2 separate regions of the Mus musculus genome follow, and region 1 is linked to region 2. Evidence: chromatin loops called from intact Hi-C (ENCODE). Cell type or tissue: left cerebral cortex. All regions are shown on one strand. Each heading gives the region's core, and the rest is flanking DNA. Links, peaks and the distances in the headings are about the cores only.

Region 1 (16,573 bases), core at 4,807-12,806, 100 kb after region 2:
AGTGGATGGTAAGTAACCCAATCATTGTAGCTGTTTGATGTGACCAGACATGTTCTTATACGCCTGAGAGGGCACATTCTAGGGTTTTCCCACATGGGTTACTTGAGTGGTTAAAGAGGAAGTAAGGTTTACTAATCTCACTTCATTGTAGTTGCAGCATTAAGAAGACACTGTAGCAACTTCTATCCGAAAATTCTTTCCACAGAAAGACAAAGTCTTGGGCACTGACCCTGGAATATGGGCCAATACAGTTACTTGTACATGGCTTGGTAGACCGAATCAAATGCAGTGTCAGCCAATAACCAGCATCAGTTGCCAGACACCTGAGTGCCCATGGAAGCCAGATGAAGGCTATCATACTACCTAGAATTGAAGTTACAGATGGCCATTAGCCAGCACGTAGCTGCTGGGGATCCAACCACAGTCTTCTATAAGAACAGCCAGTGCTCTTAACCACCTGTGGAGCTGGCCCTTCAGTGCATCCCACTCCCTGCCGCCACATGCACTTTTAAAACAAACATGCAATTTTTAAATAAATAAATAGTAAATAAATGAAATATAGCAAATAATGAGGTAACTAAGTGTTTACCTGACTATCTATAATTAAAGCATAGTTAACATATTTGTATATTAAGGAACAACATATGTACTCCAATTAGAACTTTTACCCCATATGTGGTTCCTAGTCATCTTATACCAGGGTTGATGTGTGGGTGGTAAGCCACATCCTGATGTTAGTATTTCACTCTGGCCCTTGTCTTTTCATTGTTCTTAGAATAAATAACTCTGTGAATTATCTTATAAAAGTATATATTAAGAGCTTGTTTTAATGATAGTGTCATAAATAAGTAATTTGATTTGATTACAATTCAGCAACAAACATTTGTTCTCAATGCCTAATGGGTTAACACTTCTAGGATATGTGTTCTCCATCTGGTGGTAAAAGGTCTATCTATAGGTGGGCTTGTGTCTGATGTAGAGGACTGACCCTGCAGAAAATCACTTCATAGACAGGACTCCAGTCTCCAAGAGGAAGGCTCGAATGAACAGCAAGAAGCAATGGTTCACCTTCAGGATGCCACAGTTCGCCAGATATTTATCATCTTCTCAGCAACTGCAGAAGCTAGGAAAAGATAACACACCTGTCTAGGCTGCACAGTTAATGATTGACAAAGCAACAACCCAACCTCTTATCTGTTTTACTTCCAAGCCTAGGCTCTAAACAACACTGATACCTAGCTCTTGAAAGCATTACTTTCATAGTGAGATAAATACAGTTCAGTGAAGGGCACACACCCAAGAGTATCATATCAGCAGCTGGGTTAAAAGGTAAAAAGAGGGGACACAATGTTGAGTGGAGGGGGGGATCTGGGGCAAGGTGAGGGAGGGGTAAATATGACCTAAATATAGTGTATGAAAGTAAAATATAAACATTGTTGGACTGTAAGGATTAAAGGGTATTCAGAGAAACTAAATTTGCTTCTTGGGTTGTCTTACAACTTTAATTCCAGAAGATCCTACATTCTGGCAAAGAACAGAGGATTGTGGCACACAAAACAAAAACAAAAACAAAAATCAATCAAACAAACAAAAAACCTACTGGCAACCATGCCACAAAAACCATTTACATTTGGATCAGCTGGGCTCCAGCTAATCAGACAATGAACCAAGCACTTAGCTTAGTTGTGACTATGCCTACCCTTTTCTCCCTGAGAGATACATCCTAGAAAGAAAAGTACCCAGAGGGAGGCAAGCACTTAATAAACCATCCACTGGATGTACCTTTAAGGCACCCCAAACCTACTCTCATGCTCCTGCCTTCATTAGTCTCCCAAATTAGAAACCTGGGTGTTATCATCCATTTACTCTCGGTGTTGGACTGGAATCCCATCTTGATTTCCACTGCTGGTCTTATTGGTCCCCTGGTCTTAGTTTGAGGGAGGAAGAAGTAGGCATTCATGCCATCAAAAGTCCAGAAGGCATGAGCACATTGGGAAAGAGAACTTTTTTAGACGAAAGTGCATACATACTTAATTTGGGTGTGGTTTAGACAAAGAAAGCAGGATGAATATGGTGGGGCCACAGAACAGGGAGGAAGACAAGGTCAGAGAAGAAACAGGGCTAAAAGGGACCATGGAAGGTCTGCTAGGTAGCTAATATTTTATGCCAAGGGCAGTTGAGGTTCTTTAGGAGTTTTAGATAGGGGCATATGACAAAGTCTGAGTCCATTTTGGGAAGATCCCCTATGGCTATGATGGTGAATCCTGGCGTGAAAGAATGGAAGCATGCTGGGTGATCAGGTGCTTTCATTTCTAAGGAAGAAAATGGTGACAATGGTGTAGATGGTTGTGATGATGGAGAGAGACAAGAAGGGAGACTTTGAATAGCCCGTAGGTAGAGTCTACAGGACCCAAGTTTTCTAGCATCTTCTGATAGTACCTAGGCCAGCTCAAGGAAATTGAGTTTCAGAGAGTGATGCCAAGTCAGGACTCGTGGACAGAGAACTGCCAGTCTGATGCAGGCTCTTGCATCATGTCAGATTTGACTACTTTCTATATTTTTCACGTGTGTGCCTTTATTTCTCATTTTCTGACAGCGGAGGAGTTGCCTCATAAACAGATGCCTGACTTCCATTTTACAAAGGCTTTTGGCAAGCTGTGTGGAGGAGGACATGGTTCTCCTGACTCAGGATCAATCCACTCCAGGCACAGAGAGGGACATCCTAAACACTTCTCAGATTAATTAAAGCCGAAGATGGAAGAACTCCAACTGATATAAAGCAAAATCCCATTGAGAGTCAGGCTCTGAAAGGAAGTTTAGAATCATACTTAAGAGAAGGGGAAATTACTGGAGGAGATTCTCTTTAGTTCTTTGCAGCCCTTGTTGGGCCTCAAGCACAAAGCATTTGAACACTCCTCTGAGCTCTAAACTTAGGGAGAGAGTGCCATGGTAGCTAAATGCCCACATGCCATGCAAGGGCAACAGAGAGCAGGGCAATTGGGGTGTCAGACAGCCCCTAGGAACCCTCTCTTTCCATTTCTGTCACCAGAAAGGTAAAATGTCTGAGCTTTCTTTTTAGGGGCTGGTCTTATTCAGAGGAAGGTACTGTGACTGCTTAGGTAAAAGCAAATCAAGGGACTCTGCCTTAGCTTTAGGCTAACATGAAGGAAAGCAAGAGACTGAGTGTATGTGTTATTTGACCCATTTCACTAAGGCAAGGGAGCCGGAAAGATTAAGCCCTTGACCAGTTATGTATGATAACTGAGGTCTGCCTCAGAGTCTGGAGACTGTGCATTGACCTCAGCCACCTCTTACGTTATCTCATTCAGGAGCCAAGCCTGACAGAGAGCAACTGTCGGATGTGCAGATTCAGTCCAGGTAAGGGAACCCTTCCCATCTGCTACGGTTGGCAGGATCCAGCCTAGCCATCTGGAAAACTCTAATACAACAAAGATGCCACTTGGTTTTGTGGAGCATGCCAAACACCTGTGTCTGCTTTTAACCATGAAGTTATTGAAAATCAGCCTGAGATGGTACTGATGACAGATGAGTTTGAAATCCATCCCGGTCCTCCACAGTCACCCCTTCTTGAGGGATGCGCAATGTTGGAAAGAGCATCCTTGGGTCTGTTCTGTTGACTGAGCTCTTGGCTTTGCTCTTCGTCCATCACGCTCCCTCTGTGTGGCTTCTGACACCTCACTGCTGTAAATAGTTTTTTGTTTTTGTTTTTTTAAATTTCTCAAGCAGATTTACCACTGGTTCTCAGTGTTGCTGAACTATTCCTTTATTGTCCATTGAGTCCAATAATCCTTCTGCTTCTTTGGAACGCCATCGCAGGACTCTGGATGGAAAGAGCTGATTAAGCCAAACCATGGGCTAATTTAAATGGTCTATGTGCTAATTTGTCTATTTTCCAAATGGACAGATCTATGAATCCACTGGATGTTGTAAAGGACACAGCTCAGCATCTGAAGTCTTATGTGCTTGTATCCCATTGTCCTCATCATAGTTTGTAACTGTAATTGCTTAGTAAATGAATGATTTCTATTTAATTTTCTATTAGATGATTAGGAGAACAAGGGCTGCGTCTATTAGCATCTCAGCACAGTGATAATCTCCAGGGAGACGGGTGGCCCATACTCCTGGGTGGGGGGGGGGGGAGGATTAATGAATGAGGAAAAATGAATGAAAGTGAAACCAACCCCAAAAGAAACAAAATGAAAAATTAAAAGAGCGGCAAACTCCACACATGATATTGTCAGAAATCTAGTACTGCATACAAATTTTTTTTTTAATTCAAAAAAAGAAGAGATTTCATTGGGGCTGGCAGGTAGGGTCTCAAGGAAGCAAGCCCAGATGGCTAAACACCCTGTATTGACAGAGCATCACTCATCAGATGAAGAAATCCACTCAGCAGCATCCTTCCCCACCTCCTTGCCCTGTTTTGGGAAGGTGAACAGTTTGGAAGCAGAACCCCCAGCGAGAGCCCCGAATTTGCTGCTCTTCATGAATCTTTTTTACCACCCACCCTTCTCATGTTCATTTTTCTCTCACACAGATCTCTCTCTCCCGATTGCCCCCTGTTCAAGATTCCTGGGTGAAGAATGCACCACCGTTGGGATGCTGTCTGTAAAGCTGGCTGTTTTTGCATAAGACTCAGCCTGGGCTCAAGGCAGCCCTTCCTCTGCTTGCATTTCTCTGAAAATGAATTCTGCTAGGTAGGAGTGCAGGGTACTCAAATAGTAGGCACTCAGAATCTCCTGCTGTGATTGCTTCTTGCTTCTTCCTTCATAGATCATTAAAATGCCGCCGAACCATAGCTGTCCGGAAAGGACAGCTTAAAAAGAGAAAAGTAAAATATTTATAAATAATTAAAATGTAAACCAGTGACCCAGGACTAGGAATATGCACATGCATTAATAGTGTTAGCGAGGTAATGAATTCTAAGTGGCACTAGCCTGTAATTCCATAGAATAGACGACTTCTTCAAGAGGGTGATTTACCTTGAAAGCATAGCTCAGGTGCCTTTTTTGATATGGTTTTGCTGTTGCTATGGAAATTGTCTCTGTAGGAATGTGCACAAATGTAGGCTAGATTGCTAGTGGCATGGGTAAGGAGGTGTGGGCTGGGGGCAGGCATGTTGACACTTGCCAGTCTCCAGCTTTGGTCGGAAGGAGACTGGCACAGAGTGGAGCGTAGGCGGTGGGTAGGTCCCACCTTGGATATCTGGGGAATGAGAGACCCCAGGACTTAGTTCTGCACTCTGCTGTTTGAGTGACCTATTATGGTTGCTATCTCAGTTTTCTCATTAAGAATTCTCTCACTGTCGGTGTCATCGAGTCTAGTTGGACAAAGAGTCTAACAGTTACTGCAGAATGTAACCCCCGCCCCCCCCCCCACAATGAGAAAAATGTATTGAAGTAATTCTGTAGACCTTTCATGATTCCCTGCCCTCTAACAGACACACACACACACACACACACACACACACACACACACACACACACGGGACTTAAGCTATTTTCTGGGTGAGAACCATTGTTTCCTACCCATAAACTCCTGACTTCCATCACAGTCCTGGATTAACAGCTGTGGTTCCACACACCCAGAAGAAGGAACAGGTCATCTTTTGTAGCTTCACAGGGAGAAATTGAAATTGTGTTGAGTCCTGGACCAAGAGGTAGGCTAGGTTCACTCTCTAGGGAATCGAGTAGCTTTTACATGGCATTCTTCCAGGCTATACTTTACAAATGTGTGCTTCAGGCAAAAAAAGTAACTGAGCTCCCATAGTGAACTCAAGGTGAGTGTATCACTCACTGCTTCCTGCTAGAAGGACTCTAAAGGTGGGGATGTACTGAAAAGATGGTAACTTTGCAGACTCACTGTGACAGGACGGAGGACAGGTATAGAACTTGAATAGGGAAAATGTCTTGCTCAGACCCATCACAGCTATGAGTGATATGCCCTGGAAGCCGGCTGGTTTAGAAACCACTGCCCTTGCAGAGAGGCACTGATCTTATAGGGATAATCTTTCTATGTACCGTGCAAAGGTTGTTTTTGTATTGTTCAAATACTCAGTTTCTTAGAGACAGTCTGGTGAGTCCACCCAGGTGGTGTGTCTGAGTTTGATTTTCTAATGTAGTCATAGTCCAACTGTAGACATTTGCATTCACCCTTTAGGTTACAGTTTAAGGAAGCAGTGTCTTGATGAACCCAGCGTGTCAATAATTAGGATTTCTATTACTGTGAAGAGACATCATGACCACAGCAACTCTTGCATGGGAAAATACATTTTGTGAGGCTTACAGTTCAGAGATTCAGTCCATTGTCATCATGGCAGGAAGCATGGTAGTGTACAGCTAGAGATGCTGCTAGAGAAGTAGCTGAGACTGTACCATCCAGGTCGGCAGGCAGCAGGAAGAGAGAGGGAGAGACACTGGTCCTGGCTTCGGCTTCTGAAACCTTAAAGCCCGCTCCTAGTGACACACTTCCTCCAACAAGGCCACATGTCCTAATCCTTTCAAATAGTGTCACTACCTACTAGCCTATGGAAGCCATTTGCATTCAAACTATCACACAGTCCAGTAAAGCACTGTTGAGTAGGATAGATGCTATACTAAACCTTACAACAGTAAATGAACTAAGTTTGAGGACCCGGGGCAAGAACAACAGGTACCAAGGCTCCCTAAGAGTGAAGAGTCATGGTGTTGGTACTTAGGGTAGTCAGCTCTTCTTCTCATGCTCCACTTACTGTGTAATATTTCCACTCTCTCTGTGGAACAGTTTAATTGGATTGACAAGGGACTCCCTTGGAGCTGGCCAATCATAAAGTGACTGTCTCCTCTTTCCCGTGAGGATGCACACACATCTGGATAATGCATCACTGGCTACCTGCAAGTTCATGTTAGGAGACTGAAAAGGGCAGTCTGTATTTAGGTTCCATGCTGCTACTGCCCTGGGGGGAGGGCATCAACTCCATGATGGCATCGTTTTGAGATTGACCAGTAGGATTGTACCTTGAGTATTGAAAAAGTGAGAGTGCATATACCTGAGCTAATGTAGCAGCTACATATCCCAGCCTGACTTGGCTTTGTTGAATGTAACCCCTAAGGAGAGTCTAAGTGGTGCTAAGTTTGTAGTTTTCCCTATGGATAGAGTTTTCAGGTGCTAAAGAGGACTGAGTGATTGGAAAAGGACAGAGAGAGGGTCCTGGAAAACTGTTTTAGAGTTTACCTTTTCCTGTCCCTAGGTTGAGATTAGCATTTACCTTGTAAGTTATTGGTATCGGACATTTTATAGGAAGTTACATTTCAAGGATCCAATTAAGTGCATGTTCCTTCTGGTTTCTTCTGGTTCCTTCCGACTCTCTCCTTATCTCTAATGAGGCATGAACTAGCAGCCTTCTAGCCTTCTTCTATGGGAAAATAAAGTGACATAGCAGACCCAGCTGCCATTGCTACTTAAGAATGGGATTTGGTTCGTCTTTTTCTGTTTTTCTGTTTCTACTTTTACTGAAGTTCCTTATTCTTGGACACATTCTTATTTGGGAGAATATATATATATATATATATATATATGTATGTATATATCCTCTTAGGGATATATGTCAACACGTCAACTCCTTTGTCATCGGAATTTAAAAAGCTGAAGCAAGGACTTGCATTCTGGAATGGAGGCCACGTGAGCAGTCAGGGCAGGCAGCCAGAACCTTGGGCTGGCTGCAGAGAATGAAAGCAGAGCTGTGGTGGAGAGCATTTAAATCCCCTTTGCAGTCTGATCTCCTCCCCCACCTTTCCCAGCCCCCGTGGCCCACTGGAACAAAGATGGTGTCATATTTCCTGGGCACACAGCCTGCCACCACTCTTTTCCCCCCAGTCCCTTTTTTTTTTTTTTTAAAGGTTTTTTTTCTCCTTGAGAACAGTGTTAGGTTCACAAAAAAGTTATGAAGAAAGCACAAAGATTTCTTTCCCAAATAGCCCCCAGTGTTGTCTATTGCGCTGCCTCCCCAACTGTCGGTCTCTCCTCTACTGACTCAAGATCACCTGTGCTTCATGTAGCTTTGTGTGTTTTGAAGAAGATACAGCAACATATAGGTACCTATATCATCCTATAGAATACTTTTCCTCCCTAACTCCCCTCACCCTCTGCGCTGTGGTGAGCCACCTCCCCTCCCCTTCCCCTCTTGACCCCTGCAGCAACTGTCTTCTGTTTCCATATATTTATCCTCCTGGGAACCATTCAGTGTGAAGCCTCAGACTGGCCTTTCACTTCATTACACATATATTTCCTTTACATCTAACTCATAGCTCAATGGGTCACTTCTGGCCACTATACTTCTAGCTTAAGTATCATGCCAATACTTCCCGCCTCCCCACCTCCTTCCATAATGTGTGCATTCTAGAATCATTTCCTTGCCATCAACTTCCTGTCTTGGTGACAGAAAATCAGATTACATGCCAACATCTAAATACCTCTCTCCCCATTGGCGTCCTGGTATCCAGCATCCCGCTTGGGCTTCCAGAGTTCCTGTTGGAAAACAAAATGCATGGTAGTGGTCACCTTGTGATGTACATTTTAAAATTTCTTTCTAAGTAGACATTATTAATAAATCCAGTGCATCAGGTCATGAATATAAGCTTACTAAGTGTATTTGCCTTTACTTGGGGTTCCTCTTCTATATTAACAGTGGTAGTTAAAGCTAAGAAGCTATTCATATCTGAGATTTTTGCATCAGGAAAAGTTCAGAAGCTGTTCTCAGAAGCCCACGTTGCAGAACAGTTAGCAGCAGCGTGTGAAGAAGCTATTTCATTTCCATGGCAGCCAGAGTCCAGACGCTCGAGCTTCATAGATTAAAATCAATGCCTGAATCGCATTCAGAAAGCCTGAATTGCCTGTCAGGCGTCAGGACCAGCCACAGAACGTGATAAATGAGGCCAGGGCGTGTGTGCTGCATTAGGACAGACTTTGGTTTCTTTTTGAAAGCAAATTCCAAATGGAATGAATTACTGGGAAACAGCAAATGAATGTCACAAACTTGAGATGCAGCAGTTATAATTTACTAATTACTCAGAAATGATGAACACAGTCAGGGTGTGAAAGAATGTGTCTGGGGGAGCAAGGGTGGATTGCAGATGAAATGAAAGGAAGTCTTCGTGAAAGGCTCCTGATGGCCATCCTGAGCCAGTCAGGTGGGTTTGAGAGACATATTTACCTGGTGTGGTTCCCACTTCGATCCCTACTGGTCTGCATCATCAATCATAATCAGCATTAAATCAGTATGTAAACACCTTGGCTAGAATACAGGCACACAAGAGACACTCAGTGACCACGTCTACCTCTTCCTACCTCCCATTCAATTTCTTCGCTTATTTAGTGCCCAGTTGCTCAGTGATGCAGGGTGAGAAGGCGGCTCACTGCCTCCGGTGGCAGCTCAACGTTTAAAGACAGTGAAATGAAGAGGAAGTCCTGAGCATTGTTCTTCAAGCCATTCACAGAGATGCTTTCGTGAACTCTGGTTTTGCTACAAAATTGCTAAATGCTATAACTGTGATGTTGCCCTCTGCCTGTTAGTGCAGAGGTGTCAGATGGTGCAGCAACCACCCCAGGTCTCATTCTCCAGTATCTTTGCCTCTGATGGAGAGGTACTAATGCACTTCCCAGTGTCTACTGGGAGCTTGACAGTTCAGACATAACCAGGTGTTCCTAACAGGGACTTCAACTCCTAGTGGACAAGATGAAGTCTCCTTGGGGTCTCCACTCTGCCACTGGGCTTAAGAAGGATAACATCTGAGGAAGAATTGTGTAGTGACTGGGCAAGAGCCTGAAAGGAACTCTGGATACTTGGATGTATATCTTGGCATGCCCTACAACCAGTTGTTTAAGAGATCAGACCCATCATTTTCTGAATGTCTAAGACGTTGTGTTGGAAAGAGCTCAGCACTCCGTATATCCACCCTCTGTCTTTTCTGTGGTATACTTGATGTTTATCTGTGACTATGGTGGCTCTGAAGGAGGACCACATCACTCTCTCTTCCTTGACCCACTGCTGTGTGGTGAGGTTTCTGGCAAAGATGTGGAAGGGCAAAACCATGTGTACAGCCTCTTGTATGTGTCTTTGGAAAGGACCGTGTGTATGACCTCTGCTCTTCTTCCTGATCATGTTATGTGTCTGCGATGGTTGGAACTGGTCCCATTAGTCTTGGAAAGTGATGTGAACATCTCCATAGACAGAATCTTGGTCCCTGTAGCCTCAAGGAGCCATGCAAATCCTAGTCTCTCTAGATTTCTTTATAAAGCAAGGGGAGCTATCACTGTTAGTCTTGATTTTATTTTATTTTATTTTATTTTATTTTATTTTATTTTATTTTATTTTATTTTATTTTATTTTTTGGTAACTAAAAACTGGAACTGAGTCTTAACCAAAAGAAGGCAAGTTCTGAGGGATTCTGTACCTTACAGAGCCTTACAGATTGATGGCAGAGGGACTGGAGATTGCTCAGAGCAGCCCTTGTTGGCTCACAAGCACCTGTAACTCTAGCTCTATGGGATCCAATACTCTCTTTTGGTCTCTGTGGGAATCTGCAATAATGTGTCCATACACTCACAGACACACATGGCTATGCATACATAAAAATAAATAGATCTTAGAGAAAAGATTTACAACACACTCTCACCCAGGACGAGCTTTAAAAGGTCCTCTGGGAAGAAGTAGAATACGTCATGCAAACATCTTCCCAAGGCTGATATTCCGTAGGCTTTGCAGCTCTATGGGTCCTCCAGGAGCCTGTTAGAAATATGGACTCTGACGACTCAGGTCTGCTGAGTCACAAGTTGTATTTTAAGCAAGGTCCCAAATGACTGGCTTGCACTTGAGTTTGGGGAGCACTGCCTGAGCCAACAGTAGTGTCCTGTGGTCCCAGACCCTGGGACACTTATGCTAGCTAGCAGAGGCTCTGCCTAGAGGCTGTGGAGCAAAGGAACTCAGTACAGCCCCAGGATGGTTGTAATCGCCTCAGCTGTTAGGCTGCCGCTGTGGACCTAGGCTTCCTTCCTCAGCTTCAGTTTCAAACACCAAGTTCTTTCCAGAGCCCTATTTTTTATTTTTTTTATTTTTTTATTTTTTTGTATCACTGGCTGAGCCAAGCACGTGACAGGTTTTCTCTTTCTCTTCTGAGGAGATCTTAGGGTATCCCCACGATGATACAGATTCTGCGCCTTACAAATGCTTCTCTTGGCAGATTATGCCTGGATGTAGCAGAGAGGTCAGAGGGCCTCCTAGGAGACCTACCTGATGGGCTGCAAAACAGCCACAGGTCATTTTCAGTGACGTACAAGCTATACACATAGGCTCCCAAGCTGGCCAATCAGAACATCGCTTGGATTAGGCCATGTTGTCTGTGAAATGGTACTTGACTGAACTAACTCTGTGTGCTTTATGGTTTATCCAGAGATAGAAAGTTAGAGGCTGTGCTGAGTGGTGGTTAAGTATCTTGGTCTCTAGAAATAGATTTTCTGAGTTGCAATTCAAGATTATCACATGCTTGCTGCAAGGTTTCAATCAAGCCTTAATTTTCTCATCTTTAAAAGGAAGACTAGAAAGGTACCTCCTTCCCAGATATGTTATGCCTAAGGAATATATGAAGGTAAGGAGCCTTGTTTTGGGTACATAGGAAGTACTATGCAACTGTAAGAGAAAGTCATATATAGGTATATGCACAAACACATAAGCAACAAATTATTAGTATTATTGATTTATCATAATTTAGGGGGGTTAAAATCCAAATAATGTGGGCAAAGAAATCTAGGCATAGGAAAGGAAATCTAAAAAAAGAAAAAGAAAAGAAAAGAAATCTAAAATTGTATAAGTTATAAGGATTTTCAACCTGCTTCTCCCTATGGTGAACTAACAGTAGTTAATTTCAACCTCTGCTGAGAACCAAAAGGGAAGGTAGCTGGGGTATACAATGATGTAGCAAAGGGGACCCCTGCTCTGTGACTGAGTGGACCCTGAAGACAAAGACTGAAATACTTCATTAAAAGACAAATAAAGAAATTGCCATGCTGTAAAGGCAGACTATAAAAGCAGAAAAGCACACAAAACTACTACTGTGGCTTTGCCAGAAATCACATATGTACTTGAACAATAGTTTCTTTTGATATTCACAACAAGCCTTTACTGGCAATCAGAATCATTTTTACTTAAAAAAATCACTTGATGAAGCTTCAAAGGTATCAAGAGAATTATTAAGATAGTTATCTTTAACTGGGTTCTCATGTCTTACACGGAAAGACCTAGGATTTGAACTCAGGCCCGGCTGTTGCCAGAGTCCTTGCTTTTTCTGTCTCAGCAAAGTCTACTGCAGGGAACAGCACACACTTTATGGAGAATGTGACATTTCTACTTAGCCTTGAAGCATGGGCTTGGAGGCGGATTGAGGACAACAGAGCCGTATTGGTTCAGTGCAGAGGGAGATGAGGGGGTTAGAAAAACCAGAGGACAGTACAGGTTCAGAAAGAGAGGGAGGAGGCAGAGGCAGGCGGATTTCTGAGTTCGAAGCCAGCCTGGTCTACAGAGTGAGTTCCAGGATAGCCAGGACTACACAGAGAAACCCTGTCTCGAAAAACAAAAACAAAAACAAAAACAAAAACAAAAACAAAAACAAAAACAAAAAAACAAACAAAAAGAAAGAAAGAAAGAAAGAAAGAAAGGAAGGAAGGAAGGAAGGAAGGAAGGAAGAAAGAAAGAAAGAAAGAAAGAAAGAAAGAAAGAAAGAGAGTGAAGAGAGAAAGAAAGACAGACGTGTGAAACACACAGATGGGACAATGATGGTATCATATGGTATCCAATAGCGAGTTAGAGTCCAAAGAGAGAATGCTAAGGACTTGGGGTGGCAAGCACACAGACTAAAAGTGCAGTAACCATGACTTGTCTTTACACACAGAACATACTCCACTAATGTCGCTGGCTAGTGGAACTGTGTATTTAGATAACACTGTTTTTGTGACTGTCAAACATACAATTCGGGTCCATATGTGTGCACGTATGCATGTATGTGTAGGCAAGAGGTCATTGTTGAATTTCTTCCCCAAACGCTCTGTCCTACATTTTTTGAGACAAGGTCTTTTGCTGAATATGAAGCTACAATTTGTGCTAGTCTGGCTGTGCAGCAAGCCCTGGGGCTCCTCCTGCCTCCTCTTCTCCCATGCTGGAAACGCAAGCACATGTAGCTGGCCTGGCTTTTATGTGAGGGGTGGAGATGTGGATTCATGTCCTCATGCATGTGTGGTAAGCACTTTATTGGCTGAGGCAGCTCCCCAAAATTTCAATTTTTAATAACATATATGAATGTGTTGCTTCATAGGTTGGGTCATAACAATCTTTACTGTTTAAATTTTCAGATAAAAAGCTCAACCCTCCCCTTCCCACCCCCCCCAAAAAAACCCCAAAAAACAAAAACCAAAACTCAACCAACCATCCAACTAGATACTCCTCTGTACTTCAAAACCTAAGGAGCCTGGCCTTCAAGATGGTGAATTTTCAAATTCCGCAAGTCAGTCCTTTCCCCATGAAATGGGAGCTCCAAGCTGGACACAAAGAGACCAATTCTCCTTCCTCATGAGGTATAAGAGATTGAGAAACTGATCTACCAGACTGGTAGTGGGGCCAATTAAAATTGAAAAAAATTACATTTCTCCTAGAGATTATTAAATAGTGAATTTTCAGTCCAGTTGTGTCCCCCTGCCTCGTTGTCACTTGTGCTGGCAGAGGAAGGACACATCATCTAGACCTTATTCACAGGTCTGCTTTTGACGTGTCTCAAATTTAAATGAATGGAGCCAGTTTCTCTATTTCTGGTGATTTCCCTGTGCACAGCCTTGCTGTCTGCCAGGGCTGCTGGGAAGGGAGAAGCTGGAGGAGTGAGGATGCTTAAATAAAAACAGTTCTATTTTTGGCACACTTTAATGACAATCCTGTCTAAGAAATATTTTTTCCTACAATGCCTTTCCATCCGGTGTCATTGAAAGTGTTTGTAATTCCAGCGAAGGGCTGTGGCACTGGATGCTAATCAATGAACGGCTGGTGTGCTTTTCTATGAATGTGGCTCTTTTTCTTTCTTTCTTTTTTCATTTTTTTTTTTTTTTAATATTTACCAGTGACAAAGATGTGTTCTTCAGCCCAGGCAATGTTACCATTCATGCCTGGCTAATAAAGGAAGAAATGCCTGGGGAAGCTCACCCTGGTGGCAGAGGGGAGGAGGACCTATTTTAGGTCTTTGGGATATTTTATTGTCTTCGGGCCTTCCCTGTGAGTCACAGGATAGAAATTTGAGGCAGAAGTGCATCAGCGTCTGGGCTGAAAACTGTTTGGGCTGCAGTGCTGGAGATGTGTGTATGCATTCCTTGCTTGTAGGTTCTGGCTGCTTCCTGCTCAGTGCGCAGGGATGCAATGCCTGCCTTCTGTTCCTTTAAATTCCTGTAGTTGGACGTTGTCAGGATTTAGGGTGGGGTCAGCCTAGGGTCATTTTTAGCCCCAATAAAGGTCTGTTTTATTAAAAGCCCTCTGGTCCCTTGCCTGTTTACTGCTGCCCCGGGACAACACTTCCTTTATCTCTTTCTGGCTCACTCCCAAAGAAAGCAGGGAGACTCGCTATGGCTTGGAGTCCAGTTTCCATCTCCAGGCTGGGCTTGTGGGGTTTGGTGGCTCAAAATGAGCATGTGCCGGAGCACAGCATGTAGGATTGAATTTCACCCCCACTCCATACTCTTAGTGTTTAGAAAGAAATGATGAAGTTTCCGACTCATTCTGTTGAGCAGTTTCTTCTACGTTGTGGTTTTTTTTTTTTTTAAACGGGGTGCTATATGATGTCGGTCAAACATACTCCCTCCCTTCTGGTGACCACACAACTTGTGTTAGAGCTGACAACCACATCAAACCTTCCTTCCCCATACATCCATTAGCTCGAGTATTTCGTCACAGCAATGACAACCTGACTAACACATTCATGAAAGCTGTATCTTGCTTTTACTTAGAGGCAGTCAATCTGGAAGTTCCCTCTAAGATGTGGGGAATAAAGGCTGTGAACATGGAGAGAGGGTAGCTGGGGACCTGGCAATGGGAGCTGTGATTTTTAGATGAACTCTTACCAACGTTCACACTCGTGAATCTTACCTTGACACTCACTAAGCTAACATGTGAGGTCTACCATAGAGTGGACCATCTTCCACGTGGTCTGTTTGGTAGAGGAGAGAAAGGTAAACGCTGGCTGGAGTGGATGCAAAAGTGGAACTGGAGTGAGGAAGGAGGACATATTGTGGGGTAGAGGGGCGAGTAGATAAGAGCTGGTCAGGCTGGAGATGTGTGTGGGGCGGGGGATCATCTAGGGCTTCTTGTGGTGAAGTCAAGAGGAAGATGACACAGCCGGGAAAGGACAGGAGGGATGGCCCCTATAGGGGATCCCACACATCTTTATCCGTGTAGACGTCTGGCAGGTGAGATCCAGAGTCATGAAAGAGGTGAAGAATTTCCAGTCAAAGCTACGTCTCTTGCTGTAGTTTGTATCTGGAACACCCTCTAATGGTCGCACACTGAAGTCTTTGTTTTCAGCCCTTGACTTTATTTGGGAGACTGTGGAATCTTTAAGAGGAGGGCCTGTTGGGAGGATGTTCGGTCAGTGGGATTGTACCCTTAGAGGGGATCTAGGGTACCGGCCTTGTCATTCTTTCTCTTTGCTCCTCAGCCACAACGAGGGAAGCAAATTCTTCTGGCCCGTGCTCCCACCATGGCGTCTTGCCTTACCAGAGGGCCCAAAGTCTATTGAGCATCCATTAAAATCTCTAAAGCCATGCCCCAAACTAACCTTCTCTCCTTATAATTTGGTTGCCTTGTATATTTTTGCAATAGTATGGTGTGCTAACAATTCCATAGAGGGATTTCTTAGCATAAAAAGGAAGGAAGACCCTATGAGAAGGGTTTATAGAATGTGCATAGTTCTTAACCCAGCTTCCAAGTAAAGCACAAAGGCCTGGTCCTCTCTTTCTTCCCCAACCCTAACAGCCCAGTCTTCACTTAGGAATCCAGGACATTTTCTGGCCTTGGCTTTAGTATAATTTGTTATTGTTCTGGGTCTAGTCTTTCAGTGTAAAATAGACTGAGCACACAGATGCTGCCAGTGTGACTATAATGATATGATTTGTGCTTCATTCTTGTAACCAGCCTCATACTTAGGTTCTGTAGCTTCTAGCTTTCTTCGTCCCTTCTGTTTCTCCTCCAAAGCCTTGAAAATTCCGCACCGATGCATCAGGTATTGGCCTCTCAGCTGTCTGATCTCTAGAGAACCTCTCAAGGCATCCACCGTCTTCCCATCCCTGGAGCCTTTAAACAACAGTTTTCACATTGGCACGGACAGAGAAGTTACCTGGGACACACTGTCTGGTTTTGTCACCAGAGGACAGGGCTTGGGATCTGGATTTTCTAGGGCCTCATGGTGATTCCAATGCACTGCCCAGCAACTGGTGATGTTTAACAGTGAACAGTTCTAACACTCTTCCGCATCTAGCCCTGCCCACTTCAGCT
Region 2 (16,573 bases), core at 3,389-11,388:
CTTGTGTCCACTAGATTTTTGATGATGATGGTACAATATTTTGTACCTTTTGTGTGCTGTGGCCTCGTGATTCTGTATCTCCTCCTGTCAAGAACAGGAATGTATTTCTTGTCCTTTGGATTCGGGATCAACTCTAGACTTGCTTGGGCTACTGAGATGTGGCACTTAGAAACGATACTTTCTTAAGGCTTCTGTTCACATTCTCCAGGAATCCTGAGACCGCCTTCTGATGATAGATCATGTTAGCAAAGCCTACCCATTCCGTTAAACCCCTTACCCACCACTCTGCTGCATATGGCTACACGAGTTAACCTAAAGAGTACCAGAGAAAGAACCAGCCAGGCTCTGAAATCATGACTTATGATAAATCATAAGCAACTAAAATTGTAGATGTTTGTTAAACAAAAGTGGATTATGAATATGGTTCCTTAGCAATTAAAAAATCCCTATAAGTAGACATAAAGGCAGCCCACTCTGAAAAGTGCCCAGTGCCAGACACATTGTGGAGAATCAGCACTGGACAGAGGCATTATAGTCTAGAAAGACCAATGCTAATTACAGTAGCTACGTGGAATTAGTATAGGGTACTGGCCCATTTTTCAAGTGTCGCATGGGAGGCTTTCATTAGATCTTCCAGATGGGGGTGATTGCCCATTACATAGATAGTCTAAGTAGATGTAGCTTCCTATTTTGATTAGAAAAAGCACAAGACTGTGTTGTTTTATATATGTGAGCATCATAAGCAATTTGCATAGCATTCATCTGGCTGGGATTATCCTCTGGTTCTCCTACGCTCTGACACCTCCCACTTCCCTTTAGGATGTGGGCCAGAACTTCAGTGGAGACGGTGAGAAGAAAGACATAGCTACTGGATACATACATACTCTGGAACTAAAGCACAGGCTGAACTGGTATGAAAGGGACAGACTGGGAGATGAGAGAAGTTTTCTCAGCTAGGGGAACTGACTGCTACTGAAAATCAGATATGAGTTTTAAAAAGCCAAAGCAAACAGTGTATCGTGGAAAAGAAAGGGTCTCTGGTGGAATAGCTATGGTGGCTAGTGGTCTGGGCCCTGCTTTGACACTGGGACACCACTCAGACTATCCAGGAGCACAGCGTCACAATCTATGGAGGCCTCCTCCTGCATATCCCTTGATCCCAGTGCAGAGTTGTGTGCTGATAACAAGGATGTCGTTAGAGGAGAGCCCTGGGGATCCACCAGGTTGAGTGTAAACAGAGATACAATATTAGTTATTTTTTCCTCATTGCTGTTGCAAAATATCAGATAAAGGAACACCAGGGAGAACATGCTTGCTGCGCTTCATGCTTTGAGAGGGTTTAATCCCTCCTGTGGGAGGAGGCACGGAAGTTGAAGCAGCCGGAGTATCTGGGAGAAGACATGGGAGTTGAAGCAGCCCGCGTACCTGGTGGCAGAAACTCAGAGTTGCTTGTCACATGGCACCAGCCAGGAAGTAGAAAGAGATTGTGCCAGAACCAGGCAGCCCTGATTATAATCCAGAAGCTCCGCCTCCGAGAAGCCCGCTTCCGCCAGCCAGGCCTGTTTCTGAAGGCGCCACAATTCCTCCATACAGCGCCAAGCCTTATGATCAAACACACCAACCTACAAGAGACCTTTTACATTTGCATAATAACAAATCTATATGTGTCCAGGGTGGGATAGCCAGGTATCTATGCATCTCTAGCTCGGTAGGAAACTTCCCTGAAGTCAGATACAAGGAAGAGTTTCATAAACAGTTGACTTTAGTGATATGGGCAACGCTTAGAGAAAATGGTAAGGAATGAGGCAGAATCCTAGAGCTGTGATAGCAAAGACTTTTTATTGCAGCCAGGCCTGAAGGGGCAAGGCAGGGAAACTACTCACCAGGACTTTAGGAGAAAGATGCGTTTGGCGACAAGAGCTCTGGGGCATGATTTACCCGGACCCTGAAAGCACACAGTCTGCCTTGACCAGGTCTGGCTCACACCAGTGAGCAAAGGAGCCTTTCTAGAACAAACCTCACACACTAGTCCAGAGGAGCACTGAACTGAGTAGAGATGAGAAGAGAGGGATCTGCAGAAGCCAGTAGAAGATGCCAGCGCAGAGTACACTTAAAGGTAATCAGTATGTCTTTGTATCTTCCCCTAACAGGCACTCTTATCTGCGAACCACCTTCCACATGTCAGAGTAGAGAGATGGAATGCAAAGGCTCAGGGATGGGGCCTATGGATGTTTTGTTACTGTTATTGTAAACCATTACTATTTGTTACTATGAGAAAAGGAATGCATATTCATTTAAAATGCAATCATCTACAAAATGTAAAAAATACGATAACAACAACAAAGAAAACAACAATAGCCATCCTATCACCATAGTAACAGCCAACTGCATTTTTGTGTATCTTCTATGTGGATGTAGAAAGGTGCATATGTGTATTGTGCTATGTATCTGTTTGTTTGCTTTCTTCTTAATTTTATTGTTTTAATTAATTAACTAGCATGTGTGTTTAGTGTGTGTATGTGTGTGTGTGCAACCCTGTATGTTTGTATTTCATGGACACGAACTCACATGTTTAAGCCAAAGGAAGATGTCTTTATCACTCTCTGCTTTATTCCTTTAAGTCAGGGTTTGTCAATTAACTGTGAACTCTGTTTAGGCTGAACTGGCTGGACAGTTAACTCCTGGGATCCACTGTGTCTGACCCTTGGGGCTGGGGCTACAGTGGTGCACAGCCATGGCAGATTTCTCATTGGATGGTGCAGCTCTGACCTCAGGTCCTCATGCTGCACCTCGATTGCTCTTACCCACTGAACTCTCTCTCCAGCATTTCAGAATAACTTTTTAAAAAACTGAACAAGCTAGTGTTCATCTTTCACTTGTGCGCATATGTCAAAAGCATTGTGTGTGTCCTGTTTTATCTTCATAGCCTTCAGAAAACGAAGTAAGAAGCTGTGGCTGTCACTTCTTTAACAGTAGATACTAATATGGCAGGATGAATCTGACTAGTTGGTGAATGTTGCTGTGACCAGATACCTGACCAAAACCAGTGTGAGGGAAAGGGGGTTATTTTAGCATCTGGTTTTGGGAAGACACAGTCCATCCTGGAAGAGAAGGCTTGGCAATGAGAGTGGCTTCGTGGTGCAAACCAGGAAGAAGAGCAGGGACTGAACGCTGATGGTCAGTGAGCCTCCTCTTTCCCCGGTTATTCAGTCAGGAACCCGGGCACATGAGATGGTGACACAGACAGTCTGCAAAGTTCTTGGCCATCTCTGGAATTTCCCTCAAGTTACATCCTGAGTTTCCATAATGAGTTAAAACACAATGAAGTCGACAATGAAGGTTAACTGTCACATACAGAGTGTCCTGAAGGGCACCTATAAAACATTTCTAGAAGCAGAGAAATCACTTCTGAGAGTTTCTTTCCAAAAGAGTTTTTAACGTATAGTCACATACAACTTAATTATTAAATAATTCACTCTTATAATAGTCATTTCTAATTTAGTCATTTCAAAATTCCAGTAGATCACAAGGACAGTTTACACTTGCCATCATCTCTCATTCCCTTCATAAATATTGTGCAAAAAATATTGCTACCCTACTCCAAATTCCTGGGAGAAATAATCCCCTTATCACATATGCATACACAGCTGTGATGAAAATCTTGATCATGAAATTCTGTGTATGTATTTGTATAATTTCCCGAGGGTTCAGTCTTGGGAGGTTGGTTACCTAGCAGGAAAGGATTGGCAACATTCAAAGTCTTGATAAATATTGTCAACTCACTCTCCAGGACATTTGAAGAATGCACAATGTTTTGTATTATAAATCAAGAAAACATTCTAGTATCTTTGGTACGGGAAGGGACTCTGAAGGCTGCCAAAAGAGAAACATATGCACTAACCCTGCCACAAAATCTTTGATCTACAATCTGCTTTGCCTAAATATATATATATGCCAGGACAATGGTCGCATAAAGCTTATGGGAGTAACCAACTAATGTCTGATTTGACTTAAAGCCTATTCCTCACAATAGAATCCATACTTGATACTGCTTGAGTAACCAAGAACCAGAGGTTAGATATCCCAAGGCCTAGGATAAAACCATATACTACTGGTATAAACACTCACAGGCACACACACACACACACACACACACACACAGAATCAATGAAATGAAAAGCAACAATGAAAATGAATCCTAATGATATTCTACTGTATACAACAGATCAGTGCTTTACTCAGTCAGCCTCAGAGAAATGTCGTCCTATAGCAGATAGGAACAAATATAAAGGCCCATAGCCAGGCATTACACAGAGAGACCTTGTTACAGCAACTCTAAATGAGAGGTGTCCATCAAATCCCTTCCCTCAGAACTCAGGGAACCCCACAGAAGAGCAGGCATCAGGAGTTGCGGGGAGACAGGGACACTAGGAGAATAAAGTCCTCTAAATCAACTGAACAAACAAGATCATATGAACTCACAGGGACTGAAGCAGGGCTGACACGGGTCTGCACCAGGTTCTTTGTGTATATATCACAGCTTTCAGTTTAGGACTTTTATGGGACTCCTGAGTGGTGAGTGAGTTGGTCTCTGATCCTTGTACCTTCTCTTGGCGCTCTTTTGCTTTTGTTGATTTGCTTTGTCCAACTTCGATATGAGAGTTTTTGTTTTAGCTTATCATATATGATTATGTTTTGTTGTTACCTCTTAGAAGCCTGTTCTTTTCTAATGAGAGACAGAAGGGGAGTGGATCCAGATGAGAAGGGGGGGTGGGGAGGAGCTGGGAGTAGAGGCAGGAGAAACTGTAATCAGAATATATTGTATGAGAAAATAATCTATTCTTAATAAAGGAAAATTTTTCTCTTGGAAAAAAAGGAACATTTATGTCTTCTTCCTTGGAGGCAGGAAATATGCCAACTGATGTCATGTCTGATTTTAAAAATAAAAAGTTCAAATGCAAAATATATATATATAAATAAACCAAGAAAACAACTGACAACTATTAGCTAGGATATGGGGGTGGGGGTAAGAAACCCCCATTCACTTGGTGGGATTGTAAACGTGTGCAGCCACTATGGAAATCAGCAAGGAGATTTCTCAAAAGACTAATAATCCACTTAGCATATGACCCAACTGTATCACTCACTGGCATATACACAAAGGATTCTACTTAGTACTATAGAGATACCTGCTCAGCTGTGTTCGTTGCCTCTCTGCTCACAATAGCTAAGAAATGAAAAGAGCCTAGGCGTCCTTCAGCAGATAATGGATCGTGAAAGTGTGGTACATGTCCACTGTAATTCTATTCAGATGTAAAGAAAAATAAAACCAAAATTGCAGGTAACTGGACATAACCAGAAAAATACTATATTGAGTGAAGTAACTCAGACCCAGAAAGACTAATGTCACATCGTCTCTCTTATTTGTGGATCCTAGATCTGAATCTTTTGATTGCTATATGTTATCTGGAATAAATACAGAATCCACAAAAATGGACCCTGAGGGAATGGAAAGAAAGGGTTTTAAGGGGGGCATGGGAGGATTCAGATGCCTTGAGGTGAGGAAACAGAGAAACATGGAGGGGTGATGTGAATTGGCTGGGGAGCATAACAGAGAGGGAAATGGAGAAAGGAGAAATAAATAACACTAAAGACATTTCAAAAAGCCATAGGGAAATATTATTTTATAAGCTTATTTTAAAATATATGTAATTAATTAATTTCTGCAGATATTCATTTTTTAAAAATAACATGCACAGTATTATCTACTAGTGGGTTTATGGCACAGGGGTGGTAAGGCTAACAAAAATCCCAGTTCTGGGCGAAGAGATCTTCCCTTTGTGTTACTGGCCAGAGGATCTAAGAGACTCTCAAATTAATGTTAAGAGACTCTTAACATTCTCCTTGGCTGACTCTCGGGACCTGAAGGTAACACTCTATTGCTGAAGACACCGTAAACTTTGGACACAGGACGTGGAGGAAATGAGCAGGAACTGACCTGAAGCCTCCTCCCTGAGAACTAGCACTCATGGTATCTGAGAATGCTTTGCAAGCTGGCAAAGGAGAAAGGCAGTCAACAATCCTCTTGCATCTGTAAAGACGGGAGTGCAATAGTGACACCCATATCCTGGGGGTAACCAACAGCCATCTAATTGAATAGGAAGGGATTCATGCCTGGTAATGTATTCAATGCCTGGCTATAAACCTAGCCAGCTATTCATGTCTGGAGAGGTCACAGACCCCAGAGGAGAGTCTGTTACTGCCATTTCCCCCAAGTATAGTTTCTAATGTAGCCTTGTCCACCCCCCCCAACCCAATGCTGTTTCTAATTGTGCTATAAATACTTAACCTTACACCTACAGACAAGTGAACTCTCAATTGTCATCAAAGCAAGTAGATGGAGGCTATTATAGAACCCACTACTAGTTAAAATGCAAAGAATAAGTGCTCTGGAGCATTCAGCTCCAATGGATACATCTATAATGCCACTCCTACACCTAAGGCTCAGGAGACATTACAGAAGAGAGAGCTGAAAGATGTTAAAAGCCAGAGGTCCAGGATACCTGTTATGAGATAGAGTCTTCTAGACATCACAGGAAATCAGCATCCATGTTATTTTAAGAATATGTTTGCCCAAATAAGACCTGCATAATGACTACGCTGGCTAGTTTTATGTCGAGCTGACAGAAACTAGAGGAATTTTAGACAGAATATCAGTTGAGAAAATGCTCCCACCAGATTGGCCTGTGGCCATGCTCATGGTGCATTGTCTTGATTAATGATTGCTGTGGAAGGGTCCAGTTCACTGTGGGAGGTGACACTCCAAGAGGTGGCCCTGGATGGTATGAGACAGCCATGGGTAACAAGTCAGTAAGAAGCACTTCACCATGGCCTCTACACCAGTCCCTTTATCCAATGTGTGTGTGTGTGTGTGTGTGTGTGTGTGTGTGTACATATGGATCTATAGAACAACAATTATATAAGAAAAGGTCATGAACTTAAGAGGGAGTGGCAAGAGATGTGGGAGGGGAACTTGAAGAGGGAGAGGGAGTGATGGAATTTATGGAAACCCTATTCACTTATGAAATTCTCAAAAATATAAACAAGCAAGCAAATATCTTACTGATACCTTTTCCATATTCATTGTGGGTAAAAAAAAGTTCATTTATTTTGGGGATCAGTGTTATTCTGACTTTAAAAAGTGGTAATGAAACCTTTCAAAGGGGGTTCAGATTGGCTGAGTGCTTCCCCATTTAGATCAATTATGCTTTAAAAATTATTAATGGAACCCAAGTTGTTTTTTCTCCCTCTCAACACTAAGCAAAACCTGCTTGGCTCCACATCGCAGCCTCCCAACTTCTTGCCATAGGTGGGGAGGGTCTTTATTTCTTATTACATTTTACTTATTAAATGCGCATGCATGTGTGTGTGTGTGTGTGTGTGTGTGTGTGTGTGTGTGTGTGTGTGTGTAGGTTGGGGAACAATCTGTAGAAACTAGTTTTCTCCTTTCACCATATGAGCTCCAGGGGTTGAACTCAGATGTCAGGCTTAGGAGTAATTGCCTTTACCTGTGGAGCCATCTCATAAGCCCTTAAGAAGGTATTTTTGTGGCCCTGAAGCCACAATGAAGAGAATCACCCAGTAATAACAACCGTTTGCATTTTGCTGCAAACCCAGTATTATTCTATGAATATTCATGCGTATGCAAAAATGTGTATGTGTGCTCGTGTTCTCTATAGGCTATTTCAAAAATAACTGAACAATTTACTTTGCAACTTCTGTTGGTGAACATATGTCTCACAAGTGGAGAAGCTGCAGTGAGCAGGCAAGCAGGTTTTGCTGAGTGTAGAGAGGGAGAGAGAAGATGGTAGGAGACTGGCCTCCAGGTTCCCGCATTTACTCTTGGCTTCCTCTACCAGGGATGGAAATACCGAAGAGGCCGGCTACTTCCTCTTACAGTGCTTAGCACTGTAGCAACACTTACCCAGGATATTTTTGGCCTTTCTTTTAAAATTATAACTGAAGTGAGAAAATGATGAATTATTAGAGAGGGAACAATATTCTTCTGGGGTTGTGGTTGACGACCCGAACAGACTACTCACTTATGGCCAATGTCAAGCGAAGGAAAAGGTTCTCTGAATGCTGCATCGGGGTTTTCAAACTTCAGCCCACAGATTGCAAACTAAAGATAGGTCTTATATTTTTAAATAGTTGAAAAAGATAAAAAGAAGAATATTTCGAGTGTGTGTGACAGTTTTATAACATTCAAATTTCAGTGCCCATAAATAAAATAGTTGGGCAGTTGAGTAACTGTGATATAGACTGGATGTCCCATAAGTCTAAAATATTTACAGGCTAGTCCTTTATAGAAAAAGTTCAGTTCTTCCTGAGAGCGAAAAGAAGCTCCCATTTCTTGAACATGCACTGTGGACCTGTGTCCTATGACATAGTGGCCGAATCATTTATCTGTATGAATAAAAGCTGAGGTTTTAAACATTTAAGTTTTCTATGCCTGGTGAAATGGTGGGACTGAGTTTCAAAGTCAGGTGTCTGACTGGTAAGAGGGGTCAGTGGGCATCCATCCTTTCAGGCTTCCCTGTCTTTTCTGAGTCACTCATGCCAACTCTGCTTCTGATGGCAATCAGGATACTGGATAGAAACTATCGGGTATGGTGCCTCATTGATCAGGGATTTAATCAACACTAGCTAATAATATTATGAAAATATAGTGGCTACAAATGATGAAGTATTTTATTTTGCTCTCTCTAGACCCATATTTAGATACATCTTCTGTGATTTAATGAATATCTATTGCAGACACAGGACTGTGACTGTAAGTCTTCGAATAAACAATGTCCATCATTTTCCATATGGTAATACATCCACTCTCCTTTTAGAGTAGCTGTGCTTCTTGATTTCACTGTGGCTCTAATTTCTCCCAACGCTTGCTTCTTCCCTCCACCTCACTTCCTGGACCCACCTGCATTTGTGATACCTCTGTACAACTGGAAGGGCTTTCTGTCCCAGGAACAATGGAGGCATTCTTACCATCAGGTGTGACGTGGCGATGCTCCTGTGTGAGGAGCAATTTAATGACACCATTAAGCTTTGACACTTAGGTGTCTTTTAGGAGCCATCATGCCTTGCAAACTGTTTTCTGTAATCAGACTCTCAAAGGTGGAAGATACATTAGAAACCATTTATGACAATCTCGTGACTCTTGGTAGAAGCTCATCTGGACTGCTCTTGACAGGTACCCAGCATCCCTCTGATATGTCTAGCCAGAGTGACTCACTTTTCTCTGGAGGCAACATCCTTCCTGTGAGAAAGCTATCAGAAAGATCTGGCTTATTCTGAATTGAGTTCGCTACTCTGTTGCATCCTTTAAAAGATTAATTATCACACAAAATAATGAGTCTCATTATGATATGTTCATGAATGTTGTTGTTCATGTTGGTCCCCTGTTGGCTCCATTCCCCTCTTGCTGTCTGCTTCCTGCTACCAGAGAGTTCCCTTCTGTTTTCGTGTTATAAACACATGTAAATACATTTAAATTTATCACATTTATATGTATGTAAGTATATATATTTAGATCTAGGTTCCACGTGAGAGAGAGTCTGTGATATTTTGTCTTCCTTTCTCATCCTAGGCTCCTTTTTCCTTTTATGCCTGTGATGTTTTTCTTCCTTGGTCTGGCCTCCTTCACTCATTACAATAATTTCTAATTGAACCCATTTTTCTACATATGTCATGATTACATTTTTCTTTAAGGCTTAAGAAAATTCCATTGTAATGCACACACCATTCTATCCATGCATCTGTTGATGGGCACCTATCTTGGCCACTGCCACAGTGAACATGGGTGTGCAGGTATCTCTGTGGTGTGTTGGCTTAGATTGCTACAGCCAGATATTAGGGTAGTTCTACTTTAATATTCAGAGGGATCTCCACACTGGTTTCCAGTGTAGCTGCATACATTTTCTTCCTCCCAGAAAAGTATTAGGGTTTGGAGCTGATGTTTGACAATAACTTTGGAATGTGTTAGCCCCAAGTTTGACATTAGCAAGTAAATTGACCTCTAGAGCCACCTGCCACAAGGTTCACTGCCATACATAGATCTCTCAGTCTCCGGTGAACAACTTGACATCCACAGTCTCATCTTTTCAGCAAGGTGCTTGCTGCTCAGTGGTGTGTGAGAGCACAGAGACAGGTCACCTGCACACATTCAGCACTGTGTTACTCCCCACATTCCCAACACACTTGAGAAATAGCCCCAGCTAGAACATCAGATACTCACAGTGAACACACGAACGGGGGTGTGTGCATGTTACACAATGAGAAACAGTGAAAATTGAAAAGCATCAAAATGTAAATAAAAAATGAAATTCTGAGCCTGCAGGATGCCTTAGCTTGTAAAGTTGTTACTCAGTCCTGTACTTGCGGAAAGGAAGAAAACCCAACTGACCCCTCACGCCTTTGTCATGGTATGTGAATGCCTCTCAACACAAAATAAAATAAATAAACGATGAAATTAAGGAAGAAAAATCAATGGAGAGAGTTAAATATATAGAAAAGTACAAAACTAGCACTTTCACTACTAATGAGCTGAAAAATGTTACGATTTTTTTTAAAGAAGAGGAAATATATGTGTAGCAGAGGACTGCCTTGAATGACCTCAGTGGGAGAGGATGTCCTTACTCCCGTGGAAGCTTGATGCCCCAGGGAAGAAAGATGCTGGTGGGTGTGAGGTGAGGGTGGGTGGGGGAGCACTCTCTCAGTGGTAAGGGAGTGGTGGGATGAGATGAAGAACTTAGAAGAGGGGACCAGGAAGGGGATCAATTTTTAGAATGTAAATAAATAAAATAACTTAATAAAGATTTTAAAAGAGGGCAAAAGAAGAAGAAGGAGAAGGAAGAGGAAGAGAAGGAGGAGAGGAAATATCTAAAAGTAAATTTGAACAGCAATTCCTAATAAAACACAATTGAGAATTTAAAGTATAAATAAATGGTCAGATACTAATTCAATTACTCATGACTTCAGGTTTTAAATGTAGCATAGGTAGTATTCACTGACACTTGGTTATAGGGTGATTTTTCTGCTGAAATTATGTTTTAACCTCTCACTTGGTCTCCTTTTTAGTTTCCTGGCATTTCCACCACACCACTCCCCTGTAGATATGACTATTTAAAAAATGAGCTATGATGAGGATATGAGAGAGAACATGAGGTACTTGTCTTGTGGAGGCAAGGTTACCTGGTTTATAATTTTCTGATTCCATTCATTTTTTTATGGATAAATAAAAGTTCACTGGGTAGAAGCAGCATGCTTTCATTATTCATTCATCCAATGATGGACATCTAGGCTGATTCCATTTCCTTTCTATGGGGAATAATGCAGCAATAAATGTTGATGAGCAAGTATCTCCACAGTAGGACACAGAGTCCCTTGGGTATATTCCCAGGAGTGCCATAGCTGGGTCATGTTAAAGTGCTGTTTTTAGCTTTTTGAGAAATCTCCACACTGATTTCCACAGTGGCTGTACCAGTTTACAGTTCCCACCAACAGTGAACAAGTGTTCTTCTCTCTCCACACCCTCTCCAGCATTTGGTGTGGGTTGTTTCATTGATGTTAGCTATTCCGACTCAGGTGGAAGGTCACAGTAGCTTGAATTGCATTTGCCTGATGACTATGGATGCTCAACACTCTGAAAATATTTCTTGGCCATTTGCCTTTCATCCCTTAAGAACTGTCTGTGTTTCGCTCCTTGGCCCATTTTTAATTAGATGGTTTGCTTTCTCTGTTGAGTTCTTTGTATATTCTAGATACCAAACCTATGCCAGAGAGGTAGCTAGCAAAGATTTCTCTCTTTTCTGTAGGCTTTCCCTTCACTTGGTTAACTGCTTCCTTCTCTGTAAGAAGCTTCTTAATGTCCTGAGGTCTCATTTGTCAATCATTGGCATTGTTTCTGGAGTCACTGGAGTCATGTTCAAATAATCCTTATTATGGGGGCTGGAGAGATGGCTCAGTGGTTAAGAGCACTGACTGCTCGTCCAGAGGTCCAGAGTTCAACTCTCAGCATCCACATGGTGGCTCACAACCATCTGTAATGGGATCCAATGCCCACTTCTGGTGTGTCTGAAGACAGTTACAGAGTACTCATATCCATTTAATTAATTAATTAATTAATTAATTAAAAAATCCTTATTATGCCTAAACCCTGATGTTTCCCCTCCCCCTCCCGCAGTATCTCAGTTTCCTTACTGGATGGCACTCATGTCTCTAATTTCCTTCTCTGTGTTGCTGGATCTCCTTCTGGGTTCTCCATTGTCTTCTTACTTTATCTGCTTTGTTTCCTCTTTGAAGGCATTGATAACATTTAGAAGTAGACTCTAGAATTAATATTTGGCCAGAATTACAACAGTTTTGGTGTCACTGGATTTGGTAGTTGTGAACTTAAAATCTCTTGGTTTTTCACGTTTCTTCTGTTTTGGTGTTGTGATGGGTACATCAGACTATATCTTCCATTTTTATTTGAGGATATTCTTTTAATTTTATTTCTTTGTTTTTATATCCTGCTTACTGGCCCCTCCCGGTCACCCCCTGCCACATTCCTTCCTCCCCCCCCCTTCCCCTTCTCCTCTGAACTGGTGGGGGCCCTCTGGATATCCCTTCTACCCTGGCACTTCAAGTCTCTGTGAGGCTAGGCGCTTCTTGAGGGTATTTTTAGTGAGCACCCTGCTCTTGAGGGCTCAATCACTAGTACTTCTCAGACAGAAGAAAATACACCACTATGAAGTAACCAATACAAAACCAAACAGGATCTAGAAACGGGCTTAAAATGGGTTACAGCTTACACATCCATCATTAATGGCCATAGGAGAGAAACTGCTAAAAATCATGCAGAGTGTGCTGTGAAGAATCCTGTGAAGCAAACATAGCATTAGCACATGAATAAAATAAAGGAAACTGGCCAGGTGAGGAGAGGGGGAAAAAGAGGAGATTAAAGAAATGAAGGTAAGGAAAGAAAGGAAGATGTAGAGGAGTAGACAACAAGACAGGCAGTGGTGGCCAGCTTTAATTCCAGCACTCAGGAGGCAGAAGCAGGAGGATCTATGCGAGTTCCAGAACAGCCAGGGAGGGCTACACCGGGAAACCCTGTCTCAGAAAACAAACAGACAAACAAACAAACAAACAAAGAGTGGACAAGTAGACCACAGTGTCTTGCGGTGGGAGAGGAAATAACAAATAGACTTTAAGGAACGATTTAATTTTTATTTATTTATTTATTTATTTGATCTGAAGTTTCTCTTTTATTAGATATTTTCTTTGTTTACATTTCAAATGCTATCCCGAAAGTTCCCTATACCCTCCCCCCCAACCCCCGTTCTGCTCCCCTACCCACCCACTCCCACTTCTTGGCCCTGGCATTCCTCTGTACTGGGGCATATAAAGTTTGCAAGACCAAGGGGGATGAACCATCTAGAGACTACCCCACCTGGGGATCCATCCCATAATCAGCCACCAAACGCAGACACTATTGCATATGCCAGCAAGATTTTGTTGAAAGGACCCTGATATAGCTGTCTCGAGTGAGGCTCGGCCAGTGCCTGGCAAATACAGAAGTGGATGCTCACAGTCATCTATAGGATGGAGCACAGGGCCCCCAATGTAGGAGCTAGAGAAAGTACCCAAGGAGCCGAAGGGGTCTGCAACCCTATAGGTAGAACAACAATATGAACTAACCAGTACCCCCAGAGCTCATGTATCTAGCTGCATATGTAGCAGAAGATGGCCTAGTCGGCCATAATTGGGAAGAGAGGCTCCTTGGTCTTGCAAACTTTATATGCCCTAGTACGATTTATTTCTTTAATTATGTGTGTGTGGTAGAAAATGTGTACATGAGTTCAGGTTTCCATGAGTAAATAGAGACATGGGTGCTGGGAAATGAACTCCGGTCCTCTGCAAGAACTCTATGTATTCTTACCTGCTAAGCCATTTATCCAGCTCCAAGACTTTTTTTTCTTAAGAGAGAAAAGAGGTTGACCAATAACGAAAAGCAAATTCATGAACAAAATTACATAAACCTAAATAAAGAGAGAATAAAATATTTTTTTAAAAGAACCAGGCATGGTGGTGCATGCCTGCAACCCCACTGATTGGTATGCAGAGGCAGGAGAATTAGGAGTTCAAGGCCAGCCTTGACTGCTCAGAAATTTGAAGACAAGTCCGTTCTACATTAAACCCTGCGTCCTTTCCCTCTTCCAAAAAAAATTATAACATATTTTTTAAGAGTCAGAATACTACTATACGTATAAAAGGAAAAATAGAAAAGGAAAGAAAATTTGACACCCACTCCCCCAAACCAAGGAATCCAAATTCCAAGGTCCTAGATCAGCTGTTTTATAAGTCTCCAGATTGAAGCCTTCTAAACCAAGTGGACGTGGAAGGGGAGCAGCGGAGGTGAGGAAGGGCAGTTGAGCTTGTAGACTCTTGCCTTTCCTATGAGTTAGGTTGCTGCTGAGCCTGTCTTGGATAACTGCCCAATGTCCTTCAGAGCTGTCTTCATTTAAGAGTCTTCCTTCTTTGTATAACAGGAACCTCTGTTAGCTTTGCAATCCAGAGTTTCACACCCTTCCCCAACTCCCTAATGTGTTCACTGTGGGTTTCTTAGGTTCTAGTTGGGGGTGTTGGGAGTATGGAAAGTAAATAATGCTGGGTCTGTACAGGAGATCTGACTGTGTGCTTCCACAGTCCAGTGAGCAGCAGGCACCTTGTTAAAAGGATGGGACTGTGGATGCTAAGTTGTCCCCTGGAGCCTGAGAGTTCTGTGACCAGCTGTGAACCTCATGGAGAGGTGGCTCTGGAGGTCGATCAATGACCTTCCCACAGTACACTTCATTGCTTAAGCCAAGTTTTCATCTGACTGACCTTTTTGGCTTGTTGGTCTTCTTCCCCTTCTCTCGTTGTTACTGATTTCTGTGGCAGTCTGAGGTGATTTGAGTGAGAATGGCCTCAATAGACTCATGATTTGAATATTTGATGCCCAGTTGGTGGAACTGTTGGTGAAGGATTAGGAGGTGTGGCGTTGTTGGAGGAGATGTATCATGGGGGTGGGCTCTGAGGTCTCAAAAGTCTCCCACCATCCCCAGTACTCTCTCTGCCTCATGCTTTGGGTCAAGTTGGGAGCTCTCAGCTGTTCCTGTCACCATGTCTTTGCTCCTGCATCATGTACTCTCACATTCTGAGACCATAAACTCAGTTAAGCATGGTGTTGTTCTTTTTTTTTTTTTTCTTCTAAAGTTGGTTTGGTTCATGGTGTTTCCTCACAGCAATAGAAAAGTAAATGAGAGACTGTCTCTCTGCTTTAGGGGTGGCGATGCTTACTTACTCTTGAGCCCCCTGACTACTTCGCAGATGTTCAGGGTAGCCCAATTAAACAATGGAATGCCTGTGGAGATTGCATGCACCCACAGTCCTCCGAGAAACACGGGGTGGCAGAGAACCTCCTTTCCACTGTTGACCCATCACCCTAGGAGTCAGTGGCCCACTGATACCTGCAATGGGGTTTGTGACTCACAAGGGGTGTGGGCTTCTCCCAAGGGTAGGACCGCCAATCTTGTTACCAGGAGCCTGGCTTATCTTTTCATAAGATCCCCCACAACCTCCTCCAAAGCAACAATTCAGCCTTTCTGTTCGTTTCTGTCTCTCTGAGCTTTTCCTTCCATAATTTCTACCACCCATCTTCTCTTCATGTCTTTGGAGTAGTGTCTGTGTAAGCTGACTCTTCTCACTCGCCCTTCAGACAGAGGCCAACCTTCTCCAACCTTCTGCTCTGTGATTTCAAGCACCAAACAAAATAAATCTATTACTACCACTTTCATGAGAAAACTGTTCACACACTTGTGGGTTGTCATTATGTCTCCCTACAACCCCCCCCCCCCCCACTTATGTCTCTTCATGTGGAAACTGCTGCCCAATTCTCATTGCAGTCCACTGGTTGTCCTTGGATGACATTAATTACATTATCATGAGATCTTAAGATATGTCTGGGCTATGGACATATGGAAGGTACCTGTCACGATCGGCAAAGTATTAAATACTATGGAGTTGGACTCATGTTTGAGAGCATTGCAGGTTGGAATAAAAAGTGAGTTAAAACATAGAGAAAGCCTAAGGATACAGTGTATCTCTTAATAGTACTGAAAGAGAGGCACATTTATAAAGAAAATGTAAAATCCAGTCAGACTATCAAATTGTTATGAGTTATCCACCACAAAAAGAATAAAAACGGGATGATTCACAAAACTTGAGTTGGGAAGAATGACTAACGCTTCCTTCTGCCCTCCCTGTTCACACCCCACAAGCACTCTGACTTCGTAGTCATCACAACAAAAACAAATTGGCTGCCAAGCATTCAAAGAAGATGTACAGAGCTCTCCATTTAAAGACGGGACCATTTTGTAATTTAATTCTGTAAACACCATTCCCACGTTATATATGAGGAGGTAATTGCCCACAATGTGCAGGATAATAAAATAATTGACTTGCTGTCTATACTCTTTCCAACTTAAAA

What was found. Peaks named below come from ENCODE experiments on the same cell type or tissue, not always from the same donor. Only the 100,000 strongest peaks of a DNase experiment are listed, where the experiment ranks them.
Region 1: a loop joins it to region 2, with 2.2 times the contacts of the local background. A loop is called at or near these places in 2 of 42 quality-filtered maps.

Annotation. Positions count from the first base shown.
Region 1 is chr19:36,205,929-36,222,501 of GRCm38, reverse strand. Gm32081 (a long non-coding RNA gene) reads right to left here. Exons shown (of 3, transcript XR_386675.1): 2 at 8,472-8,526; 3 at 826-1,123. Gm32027 (a long non-coding RNA gene) reads left to right here. Exons shown (of 3, transcript XR_386674.3): 2 at 3,330-3,378; 3 at 4,559-5,665. Among named protein-coding and RNA genes, the nearest start is that of Gm46664, 22 kb to the left of the region's middle. In left cerebral cortex, for the core only: no CTCF peak of the experiment used is centred there; DNase peaks (open chromatin) are centred at 7,731 and 8,823.
Region 2 is chr19:36,305,498-36,322,070 of GRCm38, reverse strand. No RefSeq gene overlaps it. Among named protein-coding and RNA genes, the nearest start is that of Gm32027, 50 kb to the right of the region's middle. In left cerebral cortex, for the core only: no CTCF peak of the experiment used is centred there; a DNase peak (open chromatin) is centred at 7,813; H3K27ac peaks cover 417 bases.